Linked DNA regions of Homo sapiens: region 2 is linked to region 1. The links are chromatin loops, found by intact Hi-C in ENCODE. Cell type or tissue: stomach. All regions are shown on one strand. Links, peaks and the distances in the headings refer to the core of each region. The heading gives the core; the rest is flanking DNA.

Region 1 (16,443 bases), core at 4,803-9,802:
GTAGATGAGGAGAAGGGGTCATGTGTTTGGTGAGTGAGCTCTCTTGTGAGTGGGAAAATGGTTGAAGCCCTTTGGTTTCACTTGATAATTAGATTTTAAAGGTTGGTATTTCAGTTAGGTAAAAGACTGAAGTGCCAATACATGAATGGTAAAGCCGCATACTGTATAATGTAGAGGAGCTTAGGAAAAAAATGAAACTTTGTAGACACTTTTTATGCCTTGGGTATACAGGAAGAAGAAATCTGAGGAAAGAAATCTGTGCAATACATAAGTATTTTGTGGTTACTTTAGGAACGCTAATTACGTCTCGTGCCCTTTTCCCAGAAGGTGTTCACAGTTGGCATAGATTATGAAAGCCCTGGGATAATACTTTTCCTGAAATCTTCTCATTGGCGTTCAGGAATTTTTACATGAAGAATTAAAGGTTAATGGCTTAATAACTAATTCACTTGCTAAATGATTCCATTGCATGTACAATAAGATAGCATTTATATATATATATCTTCATATGTTTTTCTAATAGGAATAAAGAAGATAGCTATTTTGGAAATCTTAAGTTCTTATTAAAACAAACAGTAATTTTTATGTTTAATACTCAACGCAGATTATATTTTACATTTAGATAACTCATTGAAATAGTACTTTGGTAGGGTAAGGAGTTTTGTGTAATCTGAGTTTGAGTTCTGACTTGGTTTAATTTGAATATAGAAAAGTATAATCAGTTCCTAAAATGTAGAAAACAGTTGGTTTTCTGGTAGAGTGATGAAGAGTTTTTCTCTAAATGCAAGCCTTTTTTGATTAGAACACCTGGCAAAAGTTTTGTATTTGTTCTAGAGTTCTATTCAAGTTAGGATGTTCTGAAAGTAATGCCTATGAAGTGCCTGTATTTTAGATACCCTTTGGAGATGGAGGGTGCTAATAAACTGAAGTATGAGTCAGGTCAACCCTAGGTCCTTGTAGTTTGCTTGGCAAGCATTTGATAACTAGGAAATAGTGAAGTTTCTGCTGTGTGTTGGTGGGAGACATCAGTTCAAACGGAAACATCTAGCTGTCAAGTGGTCTTTTTTTTCTTCCCATGGGCCCTCCCTAAACAGCTTAGCCTTGTATCTTTAATAATCTCTCTTTGTGTTTTATCTGCTTGAAACCAGGCAACTTAAAATAGTTACCTAGTAATGGAAGACTTGACCCTGTGAACAATGTTATACTTTCATTTGGTATTAAATTTTCTTGGGTTACAGCTTATTGCCGCAGCAAGCTATTGAAGAAGGAAGGAGTCCTGTTCCTGCCCCTGAGCTACAGCTAAGGTACAAGGAATGGCTTGGGGGTAAGGAGTCCTTCCTCACCAGATATGGTTTGTATGTATGAAGACTGCTTGTCAGAAGTTGACATTTTGCACTAATTTTTTTTCTTAATTCATGACTCACACATTCAATACTGATGTTTCTAGATTTTAAAAATCTAGGTTATATCTAGTATTATATGCAGACTATTGAATCTTCTAACCTTTTAGATTATAAAATCAGTTTCAAAAAATTAAGAGTTCAAAAGCAATGACGGGAAAATTCTGAAGTAATATTTTTCATCTAGTGCCTTTGCTGTGTTTGTACTACTACATGTTTAACTCATCTAAAAGAAACCTGGAATACCATAATGGGGTTTAACATGAAGGTGGAAGGAAGGGTAGAGAACAAATGATAAAATACTGTGTGATTACTCATGTTATAAAAAGTTGTTGCAATTTGATTATCAGACTTTTCCTATTTAATGTTCTTAGCTTTGTGTTAGAATTTCCAATATACTCATGAGTTTATCTGTTTTTAGTGGAAGGCAATATTTTTAAGACGTGTTATCAACACATGTAGTTACCTCTTAGGGGAATCCTTACTTAAGGAATTAGTCAAATGAATGTCTGGTAAGTTATCAATTTGTCTAAAGGAAGAACTACCCTTGGGTTTGGAAAGTGACAGTTAATTCAGCCTCTTATCCTTTTTGTTGCTTTGAAATTAGAGCAAGAGTTGGCAGCCTGTGGCTTCCGGGCCAGATCTGACCTGTCACCTATATTTTTGTGGCTTGTGAAGTAGGAAAAGATTTTACAGTTGAATAGGTGGGGAAAAAAACAGCAATACTTTATGGCACTTGAATTTCATAAAACTTTCACATTTCAGAGTCCATAAGTAAAGTTACATTGGAACATGACCCTGTTCTTTTGTTTATATTTATTATCTAGTCCTTTACAGAAGAAATGTGCCAGCCCCTGATTTAGAGTATATAGACACAATTTTCTAGGTGCATCATTTTTCTTGGCTTCTTATGCTGCTGTTTTCTGATGTTACTCCCTTGATTTCTCCCTTCTTCTTCTTTCTGTTTTTTTGAGACAGAGTCTTGCTGTGTTGCCTAGGCTGGAGTGCAGTGGCACGATCTCGGCTCACTGCAACCTCTGCCTCCTGGGTTCAAGCGATTCTCATGTCTCAGCCTCCCAAGTAGCTGGGATTACAGGCATGCGCCACCAGACCCAGCTAATTTTTTTTTTTTTTTTTTTTTTTTTTTTTTTAGTAGAGATGGGGTTTCACCATGTTGGCCAGGATGGTCTCAATCTGACCTCGTGATCTGCCCGCTTTGGTCTCCCAAAGTGCTGGGATTACAGGCCCTCTTCTCTTTATGTACAATTCCATTAACCTTCATGTGGATGATTTGCCACCTTTTTTAACAAGCTGACAACTCTGGCATTTTCTGTTCTCTTCTGTGCTGGTTATGGCCTCCTGGGTATCCCCTTGGCACTGCAAACTCAGTGTGGTTAAGAACTTAATGTGTTGCCTATCCCCAAAGTTGCCTCTGTTATTGCTTATTTCTGTTTATCGCTTCTCTGTCTTCTGTCATCTGGGGCTGAACAAATGCAGTTCTTTCTTTTCCTGCAGTCTCAATGCCATATAGTCTTCTCTGCCCTAGTTGAACTGCTCATGTTGTTTGTTTCTTCCTTGGACTCTTGCAGTTTCTTAGCTGGTCTCCTGACATACTACTGAGGGGAGGATAGCTAATACCTGTAAATACGCTTGTAGTGCAAATATATGTCCTTGAGATACTTTAAAACACCTAAATAGGTGCACTTATAACAAGGAAATAGTAGAAAGCATTAAGTGATGGCTTTCTGATTCCCATACTAATTGATTGTATCAACACTTGCCAAATTACTGCATACTTCTCATTTTCAAATACATGCAGGATGAAGTCACATCCAAGGCTGTCTCAGTATGACTCCCAACTTATTTTTTTAACCTCATCTTTCAGTTTTTTTCCACATTTTATATGCCCAGTAAACAAAGTTGTGCAGATTCTTATAAATACCATTACCTTTTATTTTCTTTGGTGCCGGCATCATGCTGTTTTTCTGTTTGGAACACCCTCCCTTTCCACAATACCCCACCACCTCCATGAAAAACCAGTCTCATGTTCTTCCAAGTTCATCTTAACTCATTTGGTACATTAAACAAATATCAAGGGCCTGCAACATTAGGAGTATAATAGACTAATCTTTCCTTTGGTTGCATGAATCTCATCACGTCTCCCATCACATGGATCACTTTCTACTTTGTATTACAGTTAATTGGTGAATATGTTTTACCTCCTTTGCTAGATTACAAATTCTTGAGAGCTGAGTCTTTCATGTTTGTTCTGCTATGCTTTGCATATATGGTAGATACTTACTAAGCTGCCTTGAGGGGTTACTACTCTCATCTCTATAAAACAGTTATTTGCTATGATACAGCGTGTTGACCTCGTGCTAGTAGTTTGCTTACAAGTCAGTGCACTTCGCTCACGCTGGGTGAGTTGTATGTTACCAGAAGTTGTGTTGATTTCCAAGACTGTTTTATGACAGGTAATCTTGTTTCCGTAAAATAATTTAAATATCATGTGAGCTGATGAAATGAGTGCAAACCTTTGTTTCCTGAAAACCAAGTTGGATTCTTTGGGAAGACTTGATAAAAGGTGAGTCATTAAAATAATGACTGTAGAATTAGATATGGCTGAAATAACTCAAAGTTTGGGAAGAAAAATAACTAGGAGGATTGTGTATGTGGAGTGTTTTACAAGGATCTTTTAAACTTTCCACTTTAATGAAGCTGAAACTGGAAATTGTAGATAATGCCATCTGTAGATGTCGCTTAGATCAAGCAGAAGGAACTCAAATCATCAGGGAACTCCAGGTCATCGATTCCATTCTCCAAGTGCTTGTCATGACCCCTATATTGAGGTTGGCAAATAAATGTATGTTTATGTGTTGAATAAAATACTTAATAAAATACTTAAGGTACGTATATATAGTTTTATGACTGGATATGGCTTTGGGTATGAAGGCTTCTGCTTTATAGAAAAATGCTGATTTTTTTGTTTTCTATTATAAATGAGTAGAAAAACCTTGTAAGATCTGAAATGAAGATACTGGATGTGTTACCATAGAATAAACAAAGACTGGCATTGGGAGACTAGAAGGAGCTTTAGAGGCAGATGGGACTGGGTTTTGGATTGTAGCACCTACTTCCTAAGGACTTTAACCTTCTGGATCCTCAGTTCCTTCTTTGTAAAATGGAAGTAATTCATTTGGGAGGGTATTTGAAGATAAAGTGGTTATGTGACCTTGGAGGTAGTTAAGTGTAGTTCTGTCATTAAAGTAGCTTTGTGGTCTTAGGCAAGTCGCTGTGAACTTCATTGCCTAGTTTTTCATTATTCCCAGTTTATTAATGAAGAAACTCTAAAAGATAAAACTTATTATATCTAAGTTTATTTCATCAGAATCCCAAACTAGATCAAAGCTGAAATACAGTTCTTGTTAAGTAAATGTTTGAATTAGTGGTGTTGGTGCTTACTACTCTGCTCCCATCTATTATTGCCATGAGGGGTGTGGGCCTGGTTTTGCCAGCTTTTTTTTTCTCTCTTCCTCCTACCAGCCAGAAATCCAGATTTTATAGGAAATCTGGTTTTTTTTTTTTTGATGTTGCCAACTAATTGAATACTTAGGTACCATGGATCAAATGTAATGTATCTGTGGGTTAGGTTGGCTCTCATTTTGTAATCTAGATATTCAGATAATTAGCTGTAGGTTGTCTGTAAATCTCTTAGCATTTATGTTGACAAAGCCCACCTTGTTAATTGGTCACTGGTTTGCAGTAGGACTGATTTCAGCAATGGCAGGCATATTCAATTCTTGAAAGTATCTATAGTTTCGGATTGTTGGGTTGTATATGTGCATTTAGGCTAAAATATACATGTAGGCTTCAGAGCTGCACCGTGTAAACTGTGAGGGAGTGACATTCACAGTCCACTTTTTCTTTCAATGTCTGAGTGATATCTTGTTTTAGGCATGTATTAGTACTATTTGGTTTGTACCCGTTGTATTAACCTCTTAGGTGTTTGAAATACTACTGGCATGCAAAGATTGCTTTGCCTAGAAAATATTTTTTTTTGCTCAGAGTGTATCTGTGGAATTAAAAATAGTTTACCCATGATCCCTGGAAAATAGTATTACCATGAAAAAAATTCAGGTGCTCTCTTGGTAAAGATTATAGAGGAGGGAGGTGATGACATTTTTATTTTTGACCAGGCTTTGTGTTTCCATAAAATAGAAGCCAAGTTATTACCTTGACTAACCTTCTTTTTTTGTCTTTTTTTTCACTCCCACTCCAGATAGATAACATCAAATTGCAAATAAAACGAACTCAGATCCCAGGTTGTTCTTACGTACGTTTTGGCCCAAGGTGTAATTGACTTGTTTTGCTTCCCCTTGCAATCATTTTTACTATGATTACAGTCCCAGGTAAGGTAATTTCTGTCCACTTTGGGCATACCTCAGTAGAGGTTGGTGTAGATGAAAGCTTAAAAATGAAATTGCAAGTGAAAGCACAGACTTAGCAAAACTTTCTTTATTGGAGCCCTCAATCCTCATAAACTGGCATTTTTCTGCTTCTGCCCCAGAATCGAGAATTCCTGGTTTTGTCTTTGTTTTGACTTGAGTTTTTAAAAGTTTCTCTGTAACACCTACCCTGGAGTGGTTAAGTGCTTTAATTTTGTCAGGTGAAGAAACCAAGTGCAGTTATGGTAGCCGGGTTGCTGTGGATATAATCCAGTTTGAGAAAATTCTCATTGTGGTGATCAGAAGTGCAGTGTTGTGGTTGCATTTCAGCTGCTGGGAAGATGCTCTTGCAAATCCATGTGTCGTCTTTGCTTCCGTTAGAAAGGTGCAGAATCAGTGTAAGTTCCAGATATCTGCTCCCTTTTCATTTTGTGCTCAGATGCCCCGTGTATGAATTCCGAATATAAAACATCTGTTCAGTCTGGTTTTGATTCAGATTTAAGGTGAATTTCTGTTGCTCAGTTGAAAAGCTAAATTTGAGTGTAGGCTCTGTCAGGCATGTTGTAGGAAAGGTGTATGGTACTGAAGTGTGTGGTTTTGTTTTTTAACTGCTTGACACTGTTAAGTAAGCAAATGACCCAGTCATGGGTTGTTTTGATTGCCATTCTTCTGTTGGTGTACTGCTTGCCTTCTGTTTTGTTAATAGTCATATGAGAAAACAGTTGTATGAAGTATAGTATCTTGAAGCTTTAAGACACCAAGTTTCCATTAGGCAGCCTAAGTCTCGCAGACTTTGGTAGCACTGTTGGTCTCATGGGAATGCCATTCTCATGTGTGGACTAAGTAAGGGCCAGGAGATTTTGCAAATTTTGTGTGTGTAAGAAGATTGAAGAAAACATTTTTCCTAATGTCACTGTCTTGAGTATTTTATCTGATTAGGATGGACTCATTGGAAACTATTGATAATTTCAAGATTTCTTGTCATCTGGCATACAAAGAAAACAGTCGTGACCCTATTTCCCTGGATTTTTCTATCCCTCTACTTGTCCTGTGTTTGCAATGCAAGAGGAAAATCCAGCTGCCTTTATAATCTAGAATACCATGTTTCTGTTTTTATTTCTTAGGTTTAATTCAGGGCGTAATTTCTACCAGTCCCTCCAAATACTGTTAAAGTTACTCTTTTTGTGGTCTTACTTCTTACTTCTTGAGTGTTATATTCTCCAAACCTTGGAGAAAATTAGAAGGTTTTAAAGTTTTCCAACTGAAAAGTATCTTTCAGAGGAAATACCCTAATTTCTGAATCTTCTATTTATAACTTGGCCTGGAGAATTATAATCTGGTCTACCAGGAAGGTGCTTGTGCTTAGGTTTTCTGCCTTAGTCACATGGAAAGATGAGCAGAAGCGATTTCCTTCTAGAAACAGTTTTTTTCTAGAAACATAAAATTGGAACCAAGTAGACTGAGAACAGAAAAAAAACACAAAGTTGACCTGGTAGGATGTTTTACCTCTATAAACCTCATAGTTGCTAGCCTTTGAGGGAGGCTAGATGAGTTGATAATAATGCCTAACCTTAGCAATGGATTGAAGTAGGGGTGCAGGGGTTATGTAGGTGTGTATATGTATTTAGGATATATATACACACCTACATATTATACACACACACATATGTACAATTCTCTTGAATCCTCAGCCATCTAAGGTTAGGTAGAGCTATTTCCATTTTACAAATGGAAAAACTGAAGAATTAAAACACAGACTTGGTCATACGTAATGGTAAATACAGTAGTTTAATGAAATTTTGTATTGTACCTATCACTCAGCTTCAACTGTTAATTTCCAGTCTGCTCACCTCTGTTTTCTTTATCTTAAAATTTTTTTCATTAATTTCCCTTGGCTAACATGACTAAAAAAATTTCAGACTTAAAGAGCAGTTCATTTAACACTTGTATGATTTTTGCCTAGATCACTAATTGTTAGAATATGCCTTATTTTATCTTTTTTTAATCTGCGTTATTTTGAGAGTTGCAGACATCTTGACATACCTTTCTTAGGAATAAGGGCCTTCCTCCTAACCACAACATAGTCATCACATTCAAAACGGACATTGATACGATACTACCACCAAATATTCAATTCATATAGAAATTTACGCTGTTCTTCCAGTAATAGTTTTTAGTGTTTTAATTCAGTATTCAATCAAGGATCATATATTTACTTGTTTAGTCTCCTTGAACAGTTCCAAAGCCTTTGTCATTAATAACAGTGGCACTTTGAGGAGTTTTGGAGTCCAGGCCTACTGTTTTGCAGAAACCCTCACTTTGGAGTTGACTGTAGTTGCGTTTTCATGATTAGAGTTAGATTAGCCATTGTTGACAGGAATGAGTATTTCATAGGGATGTCAATGCATCACACCGGGAGGCATACCACTTTGTTAAGCAGTCATTTGGTTAGGTGGCATTCACCAGAATGGGCCATTGTAAATGTACCCTATTTCCCTTTTGTATTAAGTGATCTATGGAATAACAAACTTGAGACTGAATATTTTGTTTTCCAACAATCTGCATTGGTTTTAGCATCTGTTGGTGACTGAATCAGTTATTGCAGGAGTACTTTAAAGCAAACTTAGATATATCATTTCACCTGTAAGTAATTAGTGTATAAGAAATAAGGACTTTTTTTTTTTTTTTTTTGAGACTGAGTCTCGCTCTTTCGCCCAAGCTGGAGTGCCAGTGGCGTGATCTCGGCTCACTGCAAGCTCTGCCTCCCGGGTTTCACGCCATTCTCCTGCCTCAGCCCCAGCTGGGACTGGGACTACAGGCGCCCGCCACCGCACCCAGCTAATTTTTTGTAGTTTTAGTAGAGACGGGGTTTCACCGTGTTAGCTAGGGTGGTCTTGATGTCCTGACCTCGTGATTCACCCGCCTCGGCCTCCCAAAGTGCTGGGATTACAGGTGTGAGCCACTGCGCCCGGCCAGAAATAAGGACTTTTAAACAACCGTAGTGCCTTTACACCTAACTACAATTCCTTAACACCTCATGTTCATGTTCAAATTCCCTGAATTGTCAAAAGTGTCTGTCTACAGTTCTGGTTGACTCTGAATCTAAACAAGGTCCACAAATTATGTTTGCTTAATGACCTTAAGTCTCTTACTCTGTAATAGCTTCTTACCCCACTCTTTACCTTTCCGGATTTGGCTGGTCACTTATGCTGTTTATATATATTCTTCTATTCCAGGTAATTTCTGTAGACCCATAGGTTCTAGAAATTTGATTAGATTCAGGTTTTGTTTTGTTTTGTTTTGTAAGAGCACTTAAGTGGTCTTGGGAGGGATAGATCACATCAAGAGGGACACATGTCTGCATTTTAGAGAAAAGATTAATTCTTGGTGTGGGTACAGATGTTAGCAGCTGCATGCGTCCATTTTGAAGTCCCCCAGCAGCCTTTCTCCTGAAAATTGTAGCATCCCTGTACTCATAGCCTGGGTGCATTACTTCAGGGCTTACCGGTGGTGATTTTTCTCATTACATTAGTCCTTTTGCATCAGTTAGCTGGATTTTATCTGACTTGTGTTTATTTCTAGTTTGTGTTTGTGTGTGTGTGTGTGTGTGTGTGTGTGTGTATCTTCCTGAAAGGTGTTGTAAAAGGATGCGTTCTTCATCTTTATTTCAGAAAGGATGTTCATGAACTCCCTTAGTGATCCTCTCAAATGTCCTCAGTTTTCTCATTTGTAAATTGGGGATCATTATCATGTCTGCCTCTTGGGGTTTTTGTTAGGATTAGATGAGCTCAAACATGTAGTGTAAAAATAGTGGTTGGCACATGGTGTTTGGTAAATGCTAGTTACTAAGGTAACTTCTTTAGTTTTGTGGGAACTCTGAACTCAAGTTGTAATGGAGAGGTGGAAGAGGATTCTTCATGAGTTGACATCAGGGTGCTTGGGTTTCTGTTGGGTGAGCTGAAGGGAATTGTTGCTTGCCGGCACTGACCTGCTCTTTCAGCTGTGTGGGAACAGTTGCCAGACAGACACGCACAGGGAAGGTCTGCACATATCACTGCACACTAAGAGGTGGATGTCGACAGTTGCAGCAGTAAAACTTGAAACACGTTCCGCAGTGGAGTTAGCACAGTGAAGGGAAGTGGGCCAGACTGGTGGTAGGTGGTAGGTTGAGGGAGATGGTGGCTCCAGATACAGGTTTTTACTATGTCATGGGCCACTGAGATTTTTATCTGAATGAACATATTTGTCTAGTCCAGTTTGCCTTGTCATTACACATACCCTCAACTGGAGCTATTTGAGATTGCAGATCACTGGTGGAGGAGGGAGGAGGCTCTTTTTCCCTTTAGCCTCTTTAATCTGCATCTCTTGTTGCTTAAAAAACCACTGTTGATGGTAATATAGGATATTGGAAGTTTAGCAGTCTTGATGGCGAAGAACTTAGTTGTTAATATTTGATTTTTTTATTTAACAAACATTTGAGCACCTGTAATATGTAAGATGGTGTTCTGGACACTAGGACACATCAGGGAACAACACAGAAAATTCTACCCTCATGGAGTTTACATACATGGTAGTGAGGAGACAGAAGAAACGTTTAAGTTTTATAGCGTGTTAGGTGTTGAGTACTATGGATAAATACAAAGTTGGAAGGGAGGCATTGAGATGGTCAGGGAAGTTACTTTTGTGCAAAGACGTAAAAGGAGAGGAGACAGGTCTTGTGGAAACCTGGGGTTACAAAGTGTTGCCTGCATAGGAAATAGCCAGTCCCAGAGGCTAGTTTGGTCCATTGTGATGAAAGGGTTGACTGCTTGCTGTGCTAGTGCCCTGTAGTGGGCCAAGGGCAGAAGCATGGAGACAAGAGGCTGGGACAGTGATCTGGATGAGATGGAATGGTGATTTGAACTAAGGTGCTAGTAGTTGTCTTTGATTCTGGATATATTTTAAGTATCGCCAACAGGCTTTGCTGATGGATTGATTGCATGTGGGTTGAGGGAGAAAGTGAGCAGTCAAGGATGACTAAAATTTTTGGACTGAGCAATAGTGAGGATGAAGTTGCTGTTCTGAGATGGGGAGGATTGAGAGTAGAACACATTTTTTGGGCAAGAGCAAATTATTCATACCCCGGAACAACAGGCAACTACAACACTTCATCCATTAAGAGCAGTTGTCCATAAATTTTACTGTGAGAACCCTTGCATTTGTAGATTGTACAGCTAATTCCTTTAACTTAATGTTTTAAAGTTGTGGGAGTTGATAAAGATTGGCTTAGATAGAATCTATAGCTGTGATGACTGGGTCAAGTATAGAATACACTTAAGACTTACTATTTTTCCCCTTCTGGTGGAATGACTAATTAACACTGATAAAAAGAATGAAGGCAGAAAGCGTTGAACTTGGATGGTGAGAACATAGATACGTCTGGTCTTACAGCTGACCCATCAGGGCTTTGCTGTATGTGAAGCCTATGCCTGGGACTTCTTTTTACTTTTAATCTCTGCATTTTATCCATACACATCCATTCACATGATCACACAAAGATTTCAACTGGTTTTTATCTTACGTGCTGTTTGCAGTCTTACTTTGTTAACAGTTGTTACATATCCATCTTGTGTATTTTCAAGCACAACTTTTTAAACACGCATGATCTTTTATCAATATCGTTAATGTTTCTTCCTGTCAGTAATGTCCTTTTCACTGAAGGTAGTATTGCATAGTGATTAAGGGCAAAAGCTGTTTAGACATATAGATGTGAGGCAACATCCTGGCTGTAACACAGACAGCTGTGGCCTGGGGTGAGTTATACTACCTCATGGCTTCAGTTTTCTCATCTGTAAAATGGTCATAATAATTGTACTTATCTCATGATTGTTATAAGGATTAAAGTAATGCACATAAAACTAGACACAGTACCTAGATGGTGTTAGGACTTAGGTTAGTGTAAGATTTTTTTTTTTTTTTAAATTTCCATTATTTATAACTCACTTATCTTTGATAAACAGTCTTTTACAAGCAGATAGTGTTGAGCCTCTTGAATTCTTATTGAGTTACACAAATGTTTGGTTAAGATTACATAGTAATAGGCATTGCTGCTCTGTTATTTCATATTTCCTTTTCTTTTTGAGACAGTCTCGCTCTGTTGCCCAGGCTGGAGTGCAGAGGTGTGATCTCGGCTCACTGCAACCTCCACCTCTCTGGGTTCAAGCGATCCTCTTGCCACAGCCTCCTGAGTAGCTGGGATTACAGGCGTGTGCTACCACACCTGGCTGATTTTTGTGTTTTTTTAGAGATGAGGTTTGGCCAGGCAGGTCTCGAACTCCTGGCCTCAAGTGATCCACCCGCCTTGGCCTCCCAAAGTGCTGGGATTACAGGTGTGAGTCACCACGCCCAGCCTGTTATTTCATGTTTTCATTTATCTTTAACAAAATGGGTTGTTGGGAGTTTGCTCCTATATGTGATCTAGTATCATTCACATAAAAGTTAAAACCAGTAGTAGTTTCATAGTTGTTCTTCCCTCCCTGACTGCCATATCTACAAGGTCTTATTTCTCTGAGATTTCTATAAAAAAATTCATGATGAGCCAAACTTATTGGTAGAATCAGGTTAAAATGAATATATCTTGGGCGGAGTGTATATGGATGAAGTAAATCTGGTGGTTTATGAACTTTTCTAGGTGAATAAGATTTTATTTGAGGAAATGGTTTACTTTGGAAATTATCCATTCTTAACCCCTCCCCACTCCTGTCCCGGGAGAAACTGATAAAAGTAGAGCTGTTCTGGTGGTAGAGGGTTGGGAGGAGGGCCGCAGTCCCTCCCTACTCTGCCTCAACTTCACCCATCAGAATACAGCTTCAGCACCATTTGAGTCCAATCAGGGTTTTGTATAATTAATAACTTTTAAAAACTTGAGGGTGCAAGTTTAATAGAAATGTTTTGTCAAAAAGATTTAAGGGCAAATTCTTTATATTTTAGGGATGGTTAAAACATTACGGTACAGGTTGAATATCCCGTATCTTAAATGCTTGGGACCAGAAGTGTTTTGGATTGTGGGATATTGCATATTACTTGGTGGCTGAGCATCCCATATCTGAACATCCCAAACCCAAAATGCTCCAGTGAGCATTTCCTTTGAGCATCATGTCAGTTCTCAAAAAGTTTTGGATTTGGGAGGAGCATTTCAGATTTTGTATTTTTGCATTAGGGATACTTAATCTGTAGTGTTGTCTTTAGCTCCACTTACAATTTAAAACTGGCTGGAGTTCAGGCCAGTTATATTAGGAAAACCTGTTTTGCTCTTTGTGTTACTGATGAACCGCTACAGTATCCTTGCTCCACATTTTTAAAGTAAGCAGGGGTTGAGGACAGTCCTATGTGAGTACACATACACTCTGCATCAAGCGTTAGTAGTCTATTCCACCACAGGAATTTGCTTTCCTAGAACTTGAGTCAAGGTGACAAAAGTGAAAGCATGTATGTAAAGTCTTAAGAATTTTATATACATTTTTTCTTTTTGTATTTTACTTGAAGTGATTTAAGTAGGAGCTAATAGTTGATGAGACAGTTGGGAGTCTAAAATGTTTGAGAGAGCTGCATCTTTAATGCATTATTTTATCTAATCTTTCTATATATAAATAACTTGGGAAAATCCTAATATGCCTTGCACATAGTTGACAGTTTAATTTGAAAGGAACTAATATCACTTCTAGTATATTCAGGTTGTAGGGAGTAAACTGACATTTACTGAGCCACCTCCCCATTGCACTGGGCAATACTAGCTTTCTCTGTTACTTATTCCTTATAAATCATAAGGAGCAAGTTGGTTTCATTTTAAAAGCCAGACAGTTGAGACTTGTTGAGGCTCATAGAGATGAAGTTGTTGCCTGAGATCCTACAGTTAGGAAGTGACGGAGCATGGAACCCAGCCCTTAAAAACTGTGCTGTTTTCTTCTGTACCGTGCCACCTACATAGATGTGGTACCTACACCCACCTCCCTTCTTACAGAATCATGAAATCTGTCTGTTGGGGTGGGGAGAAAACAAGCTTGGGTATGCCCATGTTTTTTGTTTTTGGTAGGTTACACAAAAGTGATTGTAATTCAGGTAATTAGTTTTCAGAGGTGTCTGTGTGTTCTATAACCCTTCAATTATTAGCTGGCTAAGTGAATATTTTTCATTTGGATCAGAGGATGAGCAGGGCTCATCAAGCTTACCATTGACAGAGTGCTGGACTAGGCGTCTCAGATTGTACCTTGAGTGTGTGGTTTGTAAATTGACTCCAAAGCTAAAAGAGGTGGTTGTTTGGTCACGTTTAAGATTATTGCGTACTACTCTTTGCAGGCCCCGCCCTGTGTCATTGAACTTATGACTTGAAGCCCTGAGTATAGGAGATAATTTTTCTTGTTCCTTGTTTGGTTTTAGTGGCAGGTGGTTTTTTATTTTATTATTTTTTTGATAGAGTGCCCATATATCCTGCTGTTTACATATAGTTCCAGAATAAGTTTCTGGTTTGGAAGATAAATTATATGGTCACCCAGACAGTACTAGAGAGATCTGGTCATGATAACTAATTACATTTTGGTTAACATGGTTATATCACCTGAAGGAGTGCTTATTTAAATTTGGTCTTACCTTTTTTTCTCTTTCTATTTGGTCAAATGCAGCAAATATTTATATTTACACTTCTCTATTTGGATTAATTCTTCAGTTGCAATTTAATTTATCCAGATGCGTGGAATAGAACCAAAACTGCATTCTAATTCTGTGCAAAACAATAAAATACTACTTTCTGAGAAGGATGCCTTCTCTTTTGGGAAGAAGGGGAATCTGCTCTGTTTCAAAGCACCTTTGTGTTCAAGGTTTGGCTAAATCTGCTCATCACCACTAGGGGACTGTTTCTTTTTGCATTCTACAAGTATTACTCCCATTACAGAAGCTTTTTAAGAAAAAAATGGACTACCAAGGAACCCACCTACATGCTTTTCATAACTATACCTATTTTATTGTCTTATAATTTTACTTGAGAGGTTTGCGTGAATGATGAACTGTGACAAAAAGCATATATAAATATAAAAATACAAGTTAAAAAGCCTCATGTTAGCTGAAGATTCTTCCATGTGTATTCTTATAAAAATAAGGGAACCCTGGACAGTGCTCATTGTATTTTGTTGAAGAAATGTTAACTTCTTTAAAAGGAAGAAAAACATATATATATATATAACATACTGTATATTCAGAACCATTTTTAAGGAATGTAGTTTATCTCTTGAAAGACTGAAATTCAAGGCTGTGACTGTGACTAGAGTGTAAAATATAGCTGCATTGCATTATAGTATTTTATATATTTCTACAAACCAAATTGACCTGTTTTTGGTTTTGTTTTTCCTTTTCCAGTCTTTACCAGGTGCTGGTCTCTGCATGTGTTTTGTTTAAGTTGGAAAAATCTAGACACGACCCACAGAGTGGTATGGTATCCAGTGAGAAGGGAACTGTCCGCAGTGGCTTTGAAGGATATGAGGAAGCCTAGGCGGAGAGTTGAGAATTCAGCCTTGAGCTAGTGTTAGGGTACTATTTGGTACCTCTCCTGTGGGCAGAGCGACTTTACTAGAGAAGTTAGGAGTTAGGGCTAGCATGAGAACTTCATGCAGTTTGAGCATTCATCAGGCAGCAGAATATAGCTTCTATATTTACCTTGCATAAATCAGATTTGACAATGAAGAACAATGTTACTGATAGTAACAGTGCTTCCCAGTGATTGAGGAAGTGCTTGTTTTCTTTTTCAGCACTTTGTTCTCTGAACAAATAAGCTGCAGCAGCTACTATGACACATAACCCACCCTATTTCCCCCCCAACGGCCAGATGAAACCAGAAATACCCACTGTGTTTTTCTCTCCCTTCTTTGGAAAGCACGTGGTTGCTACTGCCATTGGGAAGAGTGATACCTGATTAGCCAGGTAGCCTTCTGAAAATTGAAACAAGTGGCCTGAGGATGACTTGGATGGCTGTTGGGTAGCAGAGAGCCCTGGAGGCAGGGTTTCATAACTGCGAACAGCAGTTTTCATTGTAATTGACACAGCAGTTTTCATTGTAATTGACAAGCTTCCCTTATGCAGAAACATTTAACGATACCTTTTTAAATAATGTTTACTAGTCATCTGATTAGATTTTATTAAAAATTTAGATGATTCGTCCTACATAATGTCAAAGCATTTGTTTAAAAACTTGGAAGCTTTTGGGGGTGGGGAAGGTGGTCATAGAAATATGATCATCTTCAGGATTTGGCAGGTATGAAGTGATACAAACCTCAACTTTTAAGATTTTTTTTTTTTTTTTTGCTTTTCTCTGGCAATCAATCTTATTTATGCCAGCCGTTGACACTTAGAAAGGATTTAAATCACTTTTCATAGCATAATTATTGTATTGCTTAATGCTTTAAAAAGGCACGCAGATGGGATTGAGACATTTCTATCCAGGCAGTTTTTTCTGCATTAGACCTAAGAACCTAATTTTGTAGGGCAGTAGTCTCTAGGCATTATGTTTAGCTCCTTTTGTCAGTGAGAAGTGTGTTGTAAAGTTTCTAATACTGTGGTCTGTTTTGAACGGT
Region 2 (12,344 bases), core at 1,969-6,968, 100 kb after region 1:
CACAGAAATGGTAGAAGTTTCTAGAAATGAGGCATGTAGGTACATTGTAAGGTTTATGGGTTTTAGCCACACACTCTTGAAACTTGGTGTTAATCTTCACATTTGATTAAAATTTTAAATATATTGATATTAAAGATTGTAGCTAACATGAAATTTATGTTGACGAAATAGAAAATATTTTGACTATCAGTTTCTACTTTTGCATACACACTATAGTAGATATCTTCTGTGTGTATCTCTCACCTTCTGACCCATCTTCCACACCAGCCATTGCTGGAGCAGCCAGCTTTGCGCAGGTGTAACCAGAAGGTGCCTTGTTTCAGCTGCACTGCGTCTCTCCATTTCTGCCCTGGGCCTCTCTGACACAGTGTCCTGGTATTGAGGCTTGTGCAACCTGGAAGTGTAAGGGAGTCAACATTCTATGAGGAAATTCTTGGCCAAAAGGGGGTGGGAGTCTATAAATTAGTACTCCCTTTTTTCTTCCCCTAGGCTGCAAATTCAGAGGATCCTCCCAGAAGATAAGATGGAGCAGGTCACCACCTTCTTCCCTGCTTCACACCCTCAGGCCCCGACTCTTGTCTGCTGAGATCACTCTCCAAACCAATCTTCCCTTACAAAGCCCTTGTTGCAGGCTATGCTTTCTGAGGGGAACCCAGGCCAAGACACTAAAATGACACACCAACATGAAGACATGAACACAATTGCAAAGGGATTGGTTGGATTGCATATCTCTGTGAATGGGACTCAAGAGAAGTTTGGGAAATGCTGGACCAGATGACCCTTGCAATCATGGTGCACAGAATTAAAACCGTCAAGTTCCCCATCCATCTCTGAGATGGATGAGAATCTGAGTCTTCCACAAGATGCCCAAGACTTGTTAAACCCGTGGAATGTCTTTGGGTATGTGTGACATCAACAAGAAGCAGCAGACAAAACAAAATATTTTCACAAACATTCAGAAATCCCTAAATCTTGTGAGTTGTCGTATCATTTGTAGATATAATTATAAAATGGCACATGATGCTGACCTATTCCAAGGCAATTGTTCATCTCATGGTAGGGTGTAATCTCTGCCTGCAGATTAAGGCAGAAGAGACCAAGGAGGGCTGTTTACTCCTTCATGATCCATCCCAGGGGAGGGTGGGTTTTGGACCAGTTAGGTTATGTGGCTGGCTGCTGAGGATTCTGAACATCTAGTTACCTCCCTGTACCTCTGTCCCATATACTCTAGGCCAGTGGCTCTTCCCTGGATTGGGCCATCTTTTTCTGAAGGCAAATTTTCCACTAGGAGGAAGGTTAGAAATGCCAGTTCTTGAGTTGCACCCCAGATCTTTGGCAGTCTGTTGCGATAGATCTTCCAGGCGACTCTGATGCTGGCTGAAGTTTGAGAACCATTGCCCTTGGCCTGTTCCTGCTCATCCTGGCTTGCAGGCTTTGGAGGCCTTCGCTGTTGATTGATTTACACTCCTCTCCACAGAATGGGCTCAGGAAACAAAAGATTACTTGATTAGCTGGGAGGTGAGAGAAAAGGGGCTGGAACTGTGTAGGCAGCCACGCAGCTTACAAATAGATTATGTTCTGGACTTTGGAAGTCAGCTGTTTGGAATAGAAGCTGTTTTCCTAGGAATGGTAGATAGCTTTTTATGCCAGCACATAAAGGCATATTTAATTCCAAACTTGGCTGAAATACTGCTGCGTCACAATGAAAATGAGCAGATCCCAGTGCTCCTGGAGTATTAGTACCTAATCAAAGCAGAACAGAACAAGAAATGAAACACGGAGATGGTATTTTATGTATGTTAATATTGCTGATCAAAGAAAAAGGTTGATTTGGAGACGAATTAAGAGGTAAATTGGGATATGTCAAGATTCATAAGGAGTTTCTGGCCTTTCTCTAGAATATGATGATACTCATTCATTTAGGCAGACTTTCCTTAACTGTGGTTCTGGATTGTTACCTTTCTTTTTTCTGAAGGCAAATGTCCCACTAGGAGGGAGGTAAAGAATTCTGAGACCAACTGGCATGGGTTGAAAAGGAGAACAGAAAGAGTAATGGAATCAGAGAGAATGCAGGTGTATTTATTAATTAATACGAGCCTCAACGGAGACAAAACTAACATGAGTTGTGAGCAATGAGAGGTGGATGGGCATAGACCGAGGTCAGGATTCTCCTCTGTACTTGGCAAGACAGGAAAGACAGCAGACCTATGTGGAGCACGTGAGCTGGGAGCTGCTGTTCTGGAAACCTTCCCTCCCACTGTATTTGCCTGCCCTTGTCCCTTACACAGTTCCATTTCATGTCACCCGACTTCTTTCCTTTCCCTGGTTACTGATAGGGCAAAAGAAGATGAGCTGGACCAACTCCCTTTTTCTTCCTAGAGATTTGAACTAAGAAACAACCAGATACATTTCAGTCCGTGATGGGAAGAGGTTTGCGGCTGGCTGTGAGCACTTCACACATTCACAAATCACGCACTTCTAGTTGGCTTTCTTGTGATGGCGAAAATACTTTCTTTTTGGTTTCATGATGCATTTATTAACCATTCTATTTTTGTATCATACAAATGATCAGAGCTGACAGTTGAATGGCTGGGTTGGGAGAAGTGTGGTAGCCCTAATGGAATTAATTAATTGAATAATATTGCCTGACAAATGGCTCCATTATACCAAAGAGGGCTTGAGACTTAATTACTGATGTCATTTATCTCTCTATTTGCACCCCAATAATAAGTGACTCATTTCTCATTAATATTGGGTCATCTTCCAAAAGGAAGAAAAGAGGCCAAAATATCAGGCGGGTGGGTGGGGGGTGAAGCAATGTCTTTGTTCCCTATCTCATTATTTTGATAAATCATAACAGACTCCCGTTAATTAGGTGGGCAGGCTTAACTGGCTGACTCCTGTCCAACAATTACCTCAGAAAGGAGCACCACTGGGAACACGTCCTTCCCTTGGGACGACATGAAAGGAAGTCTCTAACAAAAAAGGGGATCGTTCCCTTGGCCACGCTGGGGGCATCACAGTTGTCAAGACACATTTCTAGACGTAAGGGCTGGAGCTGTCTCGGGGACATCGCCTGTGCATGACGGTGATGTCTGTGGGCCTGATGCTGCCTTCCTAATCCAGGGTTGAGCTAATGGTTCTCAGTGCCTTTGAGTCCCCCTGGGAAATGAGAACCTAATTAAGCAGGGGAACAGGTGTAAAGAGAACCTGATTTGATCTGGCCACATTAATTGCTGAGATTGGGCTTGCATTTAGCTGGAAACAGTGAATTAACTACAGCCGGAATACAGCTAATCCCTTGGTTTCGCTGCGACTGTGTATAAAACACACTGGACCTGCTGGGGAACACAAACAAAGAGGGATTTGCAGTGAAGGTAAAACCGCATCCTTGCATGGGAAGGGCTGAGAAACGAGCTTAGCCACAGAGGGTGGCCATGTGGCCCAGACTGGGCGGCTCATTTTCCCTACAAAATTACCAATAGCACTCTCTTTTATTCTCAAAAAATGTTCCAGTTTGGGCAATAAATTAAATGGTTACTTTATTTCAATGAGAATTTTAAGTTGGTTTAAAATATTTTTTTCTTTACCGGAGGAGTGGTATTATAGGTTGAGGAGTTACCGGTTGAATTTTGTCCCCCTCAACAAAGATGTTGAAGTCCTGACCCCCAGTATCTGTGAACGTGACCTTATTTGGAATTGGGGTCTTTGCAGATGATCCAGTTAAGGTGAGGCCATTAAGGGTGAGCCCTCATCCAGGATGACTGGTGGCTTTTAAAAGGGGGGAATTTTGGACACAGTCACAGGGAGGGCACCATATGAAGGTGAAGGCAGAGTCTGCGGCAATGTTTCTATAAGCCAAGGAACCTGAGGATTGCCAGTGACCCCCAGAAGTTAAGGGAGGGGCCTGGAACAGATTCTCCCCCAGAGCCCTCAGAACAAACCCTGCCAACACCTTGATCTCAGACTTCTGGCCTCCAGAACTGTTCAGCAATAAACGTCTGTTGTTTAAGCCACCCTGCCTTTGGCACTTTGTCACGGCGGCCCCAGCAGACTAACTCACGTGGGCACTAGTCTCGAAGCATCTGATAAGGCTCTAATGACTCATGGTTTGTACGGTTCACAGAACTGAGCCGTCTTGATGGCGAAGGCTGGTCGCAGGGTTAGGGAGCAGAGCTGATTAGAGGACCAGTACCAATTTCCCACCTCCTCGGTGCCAAGCTCTGGGAAGAGGGTGACAGAGATGGCCCTGGTTCCTGGCCTCAAGGGGCCAGCAGTCCGGTGGGCAGGCAGCCTGTGCAGGTGACCTTGTACTTCATTAGCTAAACACGAGTATGTATCTATGTACACACACCTGGAAGGGAGGGAAGCTCAATATAGGTGGGGGGCAGGCCTCCCAAGCTGGGCTGAAAAGCATCAGCCTTCCCAGGATGGGACATCTCAGCTGAGACCTGAGAAGAAAGGGCTACCTGGATTTTATTTTATTTTGTTTTCTTATTTTTGAGACAGGATCTCATTCTGTTGCCCAGAGGCTAGAGTACAATGATGCAGTCACGACTCACTGTAGCCTTGACCTCCGTAGGCTCAAGCGATCCTCCTGTCTCAGCCTCCCAGGTAGCTGGAACCACAGGCACACACCACTGTGCCCAGCTAATTTTTGTATTTTTTGTAGAGACGGGGTTTCGCCATGTTGCCCAGGCTGGTCTCAAACTCCTGGGCTCAAGGGATCCACCCACCTCAGCCTCCCAAAAGTGCTGAGATTATAGGTGCAAGGCACAACGCTGGGCTGCTACCTGGATTTTAAAAAGGCAGGAGAAACGGAGAACAAATGTGAAGTTCTGAGGACCAGGAGGGCTGGAGCTTGAAAATTCCAACCCGGGAGCGGAGAGACTGGAGAAGGTTGTTTTCCAATTCGTTTTCTCAGCCTTCATTGCTCGTTTATCGAGCGTGTAGAGCACACTGCCATGCACCAGGACAAAGCCACCGCTTCTGTTGGGAGAACTCACTCACGGCAGGAGAGGAGGCCCCTTGAAGTGAATGGAAAAGCCTTAAATGGGAGAGGGATAGGAGGAATGGACAATGTTCACTCCTGGGTCAGAAGACAGGAGCTCTTTGGTCCCTGACCTCTCTGGTCAATTGTTTGCATGTGGCTAGGCGTGGAGAGGTCATAGGTCACATCCAAAAGTGCTAAATTATTTCTAAGTGTATAATGAGATTCTCTGTCCCTGAAGCCGAATTTTGGTTGCAGCTTGTCAGAGTTTCATTCATAGATATGGCTGGTCAATTGAGAACATTCTAGAGAACACTTTTGTGATGGTTCCTTCCTCTTGAGGTTCTGAGCTCCATATCCTTCCACCTCAGACCCCACATCCAGGACCTACCATCTTGAATTTAAGTTTTTGCCCCTTGGCCCAGAGTCTAAGGAAATTATGAGATCCATAGACCCAATCCATACAGTGCTTTTGCTTTTGAATGCCAGCGTTGGCGTTTCTTGGGTGCTATTTTCAAGGCGGATTTCTAGGTTGGATGTTAAAGTCATCGTTTCTCTTCTCCAGTTGACTTCAATGACCTGTTGCCGGTGGGCCCGGGACAAAAAGTTTTGGGAAGGCAAAACTGGGGTCTGATTTGGTAGGCATGGCATGGATTATGTAAGTGTACAGGTCTGCATTTCAAAATGAAAAATAACAATAATAATTAGGGTTTCTCTGGGCTCCTCATGTCCAAGCCACTCTTGCAAAACCACCTTTGGATGAGCCTGAAGTGTCAGCAAATCAGAAACATGTGGATTTAATTTCCTTTGAAATACACCAGGGGGAGAGGGAGCTGTGGGACTTGGCAACCTGCTTCTTCGGGTTTGCCAAACCCCAAATATCTCACACTCTGTGAGAGCTCTACGCTGGCCCCCAGCAGTCTCGTCTGGCCAGCCCAGCCTCTGCATTTCTTGCTGTACCGTCTAGGTCTCCTCTAACCATGATTCCCTTCTCTGGGTCCATTTCAGCTGCCAGAGGGATGCTAACACCGCCCACGTGCTGCAGCAGGACTTTGGAAGGGGAACCAGCACTGTAATGAAGTGTTGGGTTGGCTCAAGTCTTGTCTGGACCACAAACCATTTTTCAACCACTAGTGTGCCTTTAAAACCCAAACCAACTGTGAGAGTGGTTTTCTACTTTGATTCTAGATGGGAAAATATTTTGCTTTTTTGGTGGATGACAGTGTCAGGTCCCAAATGGATTTGGTTTCATCCTCCAGCACGCATGCATATAACGTGAAACATGCCCACACTCTGCAAGGGCCACAGCCACCCCACCATTATGTTCCAAGGCAAATATGCGTCCGCGGGTCCCCGGGAAAGTAAAGGAGTTTCACATTGAGGAGCCGAGCCACACAGTCTAGCAGTTCTGATGTCTCTCCAAGGCCCACAGATCCTGGTCTACTAACTTAAGGGTAAGGTTGTATAAATAAGGTCCACATCACTTGCTGGTTCATTATTTTTCTTCGTTGATAGTAATGCCTCCTTTTTTCTTCCTTTGTATTTTCTGTGTCTTGCAGCCCCTTTTGTCTAAAATAGTGATGTACATTAAATGCAAAGGGCAAATGGAACCATTGAAAAGTACTTTTTGCATCCAAAACAGCCAACGCTTTGGTGCCTGCTATGTGTCAGACACTGATTCTTCTGTCATCCTTATTCTACTGATGAGGCAACTGAGGCAGCTTCAGAGAGTTCGAGTAACCTGCGGATCACACAACTAGGAAGTAAGAGAGCTGGAACTTGACGTTGGGCTGTTGACCTCCAGAAATGGTGTTTTTTCCAGTACTCAGTGCTGCCTCTGACTCCATTGTGATGGTTGATTTTATGTGTCAACTTGACTGGGCCCAGGGGTACCCAGATATTTGGTCAAACATTATTCTGGGTGTTTCTGTGAGGGCGTTTTGGGTGAGATTAACATTTAAATTGGTAGACTGAGTAAAGCAGATGGCCCTCTATGATATGGCCAGGCCTCATCCAATCCATTGAAAGCCTGAATGGAACAAAAAGGCCAACCCTCCCTCAGTAGGAGGAAATTTCGTCTGCTTGACTGCATTCAAACTAGGACGTCAACTTTTTCCTGCCTTTGGACTTGAATAGAAACATCAGCTCTTCCTAGATCTTCAACCTGCCAGGCTTCAGATTGAAGTTTATACCATCAGCTCTCTTGGTTCTTGGGCCTTTGGACCCAGACTGTAAGTGCACCATCCGTTCTCTTGGGTCTTGCTTGCTGACTCACCCTGCAGATTTGGGGACTTATCAGCCTCTAATTCTGTGAGCCAATTCCTTCTAATATATCTCTCTATACGCATCCTGTCTCACTGGAAGAACCCTGATACGGTTAGGCTTTGTGTCCTCATTCAAATCTCATCTTGAATTGTAAATCCCATAATCCCCATAATCCCCATGTGTCAGGGGAGGGATCAGGTGGAGGTAATTGCATCATGGGAGCAGTTTCCCCTGTGCTCTTCTCACGATAGTGAAAGAGTTCTCACAAGATCTGATGGTTTTATAAGGGGCTCTTCCCCCTTTGCTCTGCACTTCCCCTTCCTGCTGCCTTGTGGCCTTGTGAAGAAGGTGTCTTGCTTCCCCTTTGCCCTCCTCCATGATTGTAAGTTTCCTGAGGCCTCCCCAGTCATGCAGAACTGTGAGTCAATTAAACCTCTGTCCTTTATAAATTACCCAGTCTCAGGCGGTTCTTTATACCAGTGTGAGAATGGACTAATACAAACCCTAATACATCAATTTCTTTTTTGATCTACCAGGCAATCCTGTGAAGTAGATGGGTCAGGTAATATCATTGCTATTTGACAGATGAGGGAGAACAAGACCTAGCAAATGAACACGCATGTGTTACATGCTCACATAGTCACACACATGCTCGCATGCGTGCGCGTGCACACACACACACACACACATATACATACAGACCACGCACTTCAGGACGAAGGTCAGAATCCAGGTCTAATCATTTAAGTAAGTGCTTCTTCCCCAGGGTGTCCACAGAGCAGCCAGCCATGGAGGGCAGTGCTAACTTACTTTTAAAATGTCCTTAATGTCCAGGATCACGATAGCAAGTCCCCCTTCATGCAGAAAAATCTGCCTCTGAGTATCTGGGTGTGCAGAGGAGCTACTACTATTATTCTGTTCCTCACATTCCATACTGTAAGTTCCAGCTACAGAGAATATTGTAGCAAAGTGCTAGCAAACCTAGCACGTTCCCACCTGGAGACAGCGAATCCAGAGAGTGGATCCTCGAGGATAAAATTATCCCCCAAACGATTGCATGTTGAGTGGGACAAGGATATCTGGCCAGTAGAATGTCTGTATAAGAGAAGGCAGAAATCTCATTATCTTTGTTGGCTGATGTAAAATCCAAGGCCATGCAATGTGTTAAGACTGCTGTCACTTATCCTAGGTGATGACTCAGTCTATTTACTTGCAAGTCTTTCTGTTTTGCAAAGCCACCCCCGCTTCAGGATTTAGAAGAAATAGGGTTCTCCCCCACCTGCTCTGGTCTTCACGATATCCACTCTGGCAGGCCAGGGCCATAGTCGAGCTGTTAAATATTGAAGATGTGTCGTCCTGATTGTATTTAAGTAGTATTTCATTGAAAGTGAGTGGAAGATGGGAGAAGCAATGTTTATACATCTTCAACTGCTCTTATCAAGCAGACAGAAGTTCAGACGGAGGTGGCTGTGACCTTTTACTGCTGTTTATAAGCAGCAGGGAAATATATTTTGGGTTTTGGCAGCCACAAGATCCCTGCATAATCCACCAGTCCTCCCCCGTACTCCCACCTCCCACCTCAATCATTTTTGTATTGAAATGTCTGCAGAAAATGGATGTGGAATGGCACTATTGTCTTGGGTAAGTAAGTTTTTCACTCAAGGCACAAAACCCCTGTCATACACCTACCTCTGGTTCTACAGGAGCCTGTGAACTCGTGCCAGAAGAGGAAAGGCTGAGCTGATACTGCAAAGATGTGGCAGCAGATGGGAACTTGTGCCTGCAAGTGGGGAGCCTTGGTTTTAATGAATGAAATCTAGCAAGTTCCCATCTGGAGATAGTGAATCCAGGAAGAGGATCTTGGATTGGACAAGTGGATGGGATTCAGTTTGGCCAAAGGGCCAGAAAAAACTCTCATTCTTTAAATGAAAACCTTCTCGTCTCTTCCAACCTCCTAGTCTTAGGACAAGATCATTTTTAAAAGGTCTAGTTTTGTGGCTTCACACTATGAACTAGCTGTTGTGAGTCCCAAAGAAGAAAAGAGCATTACTTTTTTCATTTAAAAAGTGAGCTTCAAACTCACTAGTTCTGCCTGAAGCCAGAAGCTTCCGATTTCCACCGGCATCTCTGTAACCGGCATCTCTCTAATGGGATAATGGGTAGTTTTCATACTTCGAAAAGCACTGCTTTTTGTCTCTGCCGGTTGAGTAAGCTTTTGCAAGCAGGGTTGAACAAGAAACACCGTTTTGGATGGCAATGGTTTTATTTACATTATACTCACCTAGGAGCTTGTTTTCATGGAGGGGCTCAAATGTGCTGGACAATGGACTCTGAATTAAGGAGGAGTGTGGAGATCATTGAAACATTTGCTCTAGGGGAAGAAATCAAGCAAAGAGACCTATTCATTCACATTGACCTTGGAGATAGATATCAAGTAATGGGGCAATTCAGGGCTAATTATTTCCTCTGGGGAGAGCAGGACTCCCATTGGGTGTCCCATTGGCTGTGGGTCTCTCCCTCCTGCAGTCTCAGGACCAGGAGTGTCAGATGCCATTCCCCAGTGGGCTGCTACCTTTGATGCGTGCTGACATTGTCTGGTCACATTCCACTCCATGAGTTGTCCTCAGCAGCCAGCCAGCCCTGGTGCCATTGGCCATGCCACAGTATAACATAGACCTGACTGTTTGAAACAGGTGGCTTTCTACTTGGGTCCCCTCTGGGATATTCTCAGCATGCAAAAGGGGTTTGTTTGCACATTCAGCATACTTAGGCAGGCTTTAGAAATATTGACTTAAGTGGAAATTGCCTCAAAAAATACAGATACCAGCTGGGCATGGTGTCTCATGCCTGTAATCCCAGCACTTTGGGAGGCCGAGGTGGGAGGATCACCTGAGGTCAGGAGTTCGAAACCAGCCTGGCCAACATGGTGAAACCCCACCTCCACAAAAATACCAAAATTAGCCAGGCATGATGGCAGGTGCCTGTAATCCCAGCTACTCAGGAGGCTGAGGTGGGAGAATCGCTTGAACCCAGGAGGTGGGGTTTGCAGTGAGCCAAGACTGTGCCATTGCACTCCAGCCTGGGTGACAGAGTGAGAGTCAGTCTCAAAAAAATACAGAGTGAGAGACAGTCTCAAAAAAATAAAAATAAGTAAATAAAATACAGATACCTCACCCCACCATCAGATCAAAGAAGCAGAGTCACCTGGGGATGTGACCCAGGCATTGGCACTTAAAAATCTTCCCAGGTAGGTGCATCTGGTTTGAAAACGACTGAACACAGGAAATGAAAGCTATTTCTTAGCTACGTTTGTGGGGATTTCTTGGTCTCTGTCTCTCACTGTGGGTGGTGCATGACATTTGTAGGTGTGGACTAAAGGCCACAGGAGAGTGTTCATGCCCCTGGGAGGGGTTTCATGGTTGGTGGCCCTGTTGTTAGGGAAACGGGCAGTGCATGGGCTAAGCCCACCTGGCAGGTGGACACAAACACACACTCTCAAACCCTCTTCCCGGTTGAAAAACTCTCACATGAGTCCTGTGGTTGGGCACGCAGGGTATCCAGGAGCCACAGAAGCTGCTGTCCCCATGACCTCAACTTCGAGTCTGCGCTCTAATTCTTTCTCACCTGTATCCTGGTTTCTCATTGATTAAGAAGACATTTAGTTGATGCCAGTGATGTTAATGACTCATCTTATGACTCTTGGGGACTTTCTCTGCCCTGTAAATACCACATCCCTCTTCTACCAAATAAATGTTATTATTATTATTATTATTATTATTATTATTATTATTATTATTTTTGTAGCCCATGGCCCAGTCTAATTATGACAAAAAGGTTTACAAAGAGACACACTTTAAAGATAGGGACATGGATGGGCTCAAGACGGTAAAGGATGTGCTGTATTCTGCAAACCCAAGCATAGAAGCATAGAAGACTGGAATGGCTATCTTAAGATCAGACAAATCGGACTTCCAGGTATACAGCGTGAACCGAAACAATTCCCACAGACATCCCCTCCCTGTCTCTCACCCCTACACCGTCTTGGTACTAGGTGCTTCAGACCCTGCAGCTGGGCTGTGTCTATGTGATATGGCCTGCGTCCAGTGGTATGGTTTGGCTGTGTCCCCACCCAAATATCTTGAATTGCAGCTCCCATAATTCCCACTTATTGTGGGAGGGACCTGGTGGGAGATAACTGAATCATGGGGACGTTTCCCCCACACTGTTCTTGTAGTGAATAAGTCTCACAAGATCTGACGGTTTTATAAGGAGTTTTCCCTTTTGCTTGGCTCTCGTTCTCTCTTGTCTGCCACCATGTAAGACATGCCTTTCACTTTCTGCCATAATTGTGAGGCCTCCCCAGCCATGTGGAACTGTGAGTCCATTAAACCTCTTTTTCTTTATAAATTACCCAGTCTCGAGTATGTCTGTGTCAGCAGTGTGAAAATGGACTAATACAGACAGGCATCTTGGTCAGGTTGCTTGGGTTGGGTGCCTTGGTTCCCACTTTGGGTGTTCCCCAGACCCTCTGAGTCTCCACAGCTGCTCCTGATGTTGCCTGGCTCCGGATTCTTCCTCCCTTCCTTCCCCTTCTCCTCTCATCTCCCAGGCCTTTGGCATAATCTCATCCAGGAATTTAGTTTTTACCAAAGCCAGGAAGAATCTTTTCAGCCAGCTGAAATCCCTAAGGTCAGGAAGTGTGAAGCTGGGCCACTAGCCAGGATTTGATGTGGGTGAGAATAAAGAGAACTGAACCCAGATTAGTATTTTAACAGAGGGTCCTATAAGGCCTTGAGAGCGTGACACTTTCCCCAGGTGCCCACCATCAGGGATCATTGTTTCTGCCTCCTGGGCTCCTCCAGGCTCTCACCTCTGTCTAGGTCATCGCTTTGGAGGTACTGGGCTTTCTTGGCCCCTCCCCAAACTTTAACCCATTTAAGGCAGCCGTCACTTTTTGCAGGGCCTCCAAGCTCACTCAGAAATCTTGTGTTGAATGGTGCAGAGCTAAGTTGTTCACTCTGCAGTATCATATTAGAAGAGATTTGGTTTACCCTGAATCCACTCTGACGATGTTTGTTCGTTTGACCTT

The links. Peaks named below come from ENCODE experiments on the same cell type or tissue, not always from the same donor. Only the 100,000 strongest peaks of a DNase experiment are listed, where the experiment ranks them.
Region 2: a loop joins it to region 1, with 2.9 times the contacts of the local background. A loop is called at or near these places in 11 of 110 quality-filtered maps.

The regions. Positions count from the first base shown.
Region 1 is chr21:34,077,083-34,093,525 of GRCh38, forward strand. The region is part of intron 1 of MRPS6 (mitochondrial ribosomal protein S6); the gene reads left to right. All of the region lies in intron 1 of SLC5A3 (solute carrier family 5 member 3), which reads left to right. Among named protein-coding and RNA genes, the nearest start is that of SLC5A3, 12 kb to the left of the region's middle. In stomach, for the core only: no CTCF peak of the experiment used is centred there; no DNase peak of the experiment used is centred there.
Region 2 is chr21:34,182,219-34,194,562 of GRCh38, forward strand. It overlaps LINC00310 (long intergenic non-protein coding RNA 310), which reads left to right. Exons shown (of 2, transcript NR_027266.1): 2 at 6,550-7,701. Among named protein-coding and RNA genes, the nearest start is that of LINC00310, 7.7 kb to the left of the region's middle. RefSeq lists an enhancer at 10,415-10,504. In stomach, for the core only: no CTCF peak of the experiment used is centred there; a DNase peak (open chromatin) is centred at 4,083.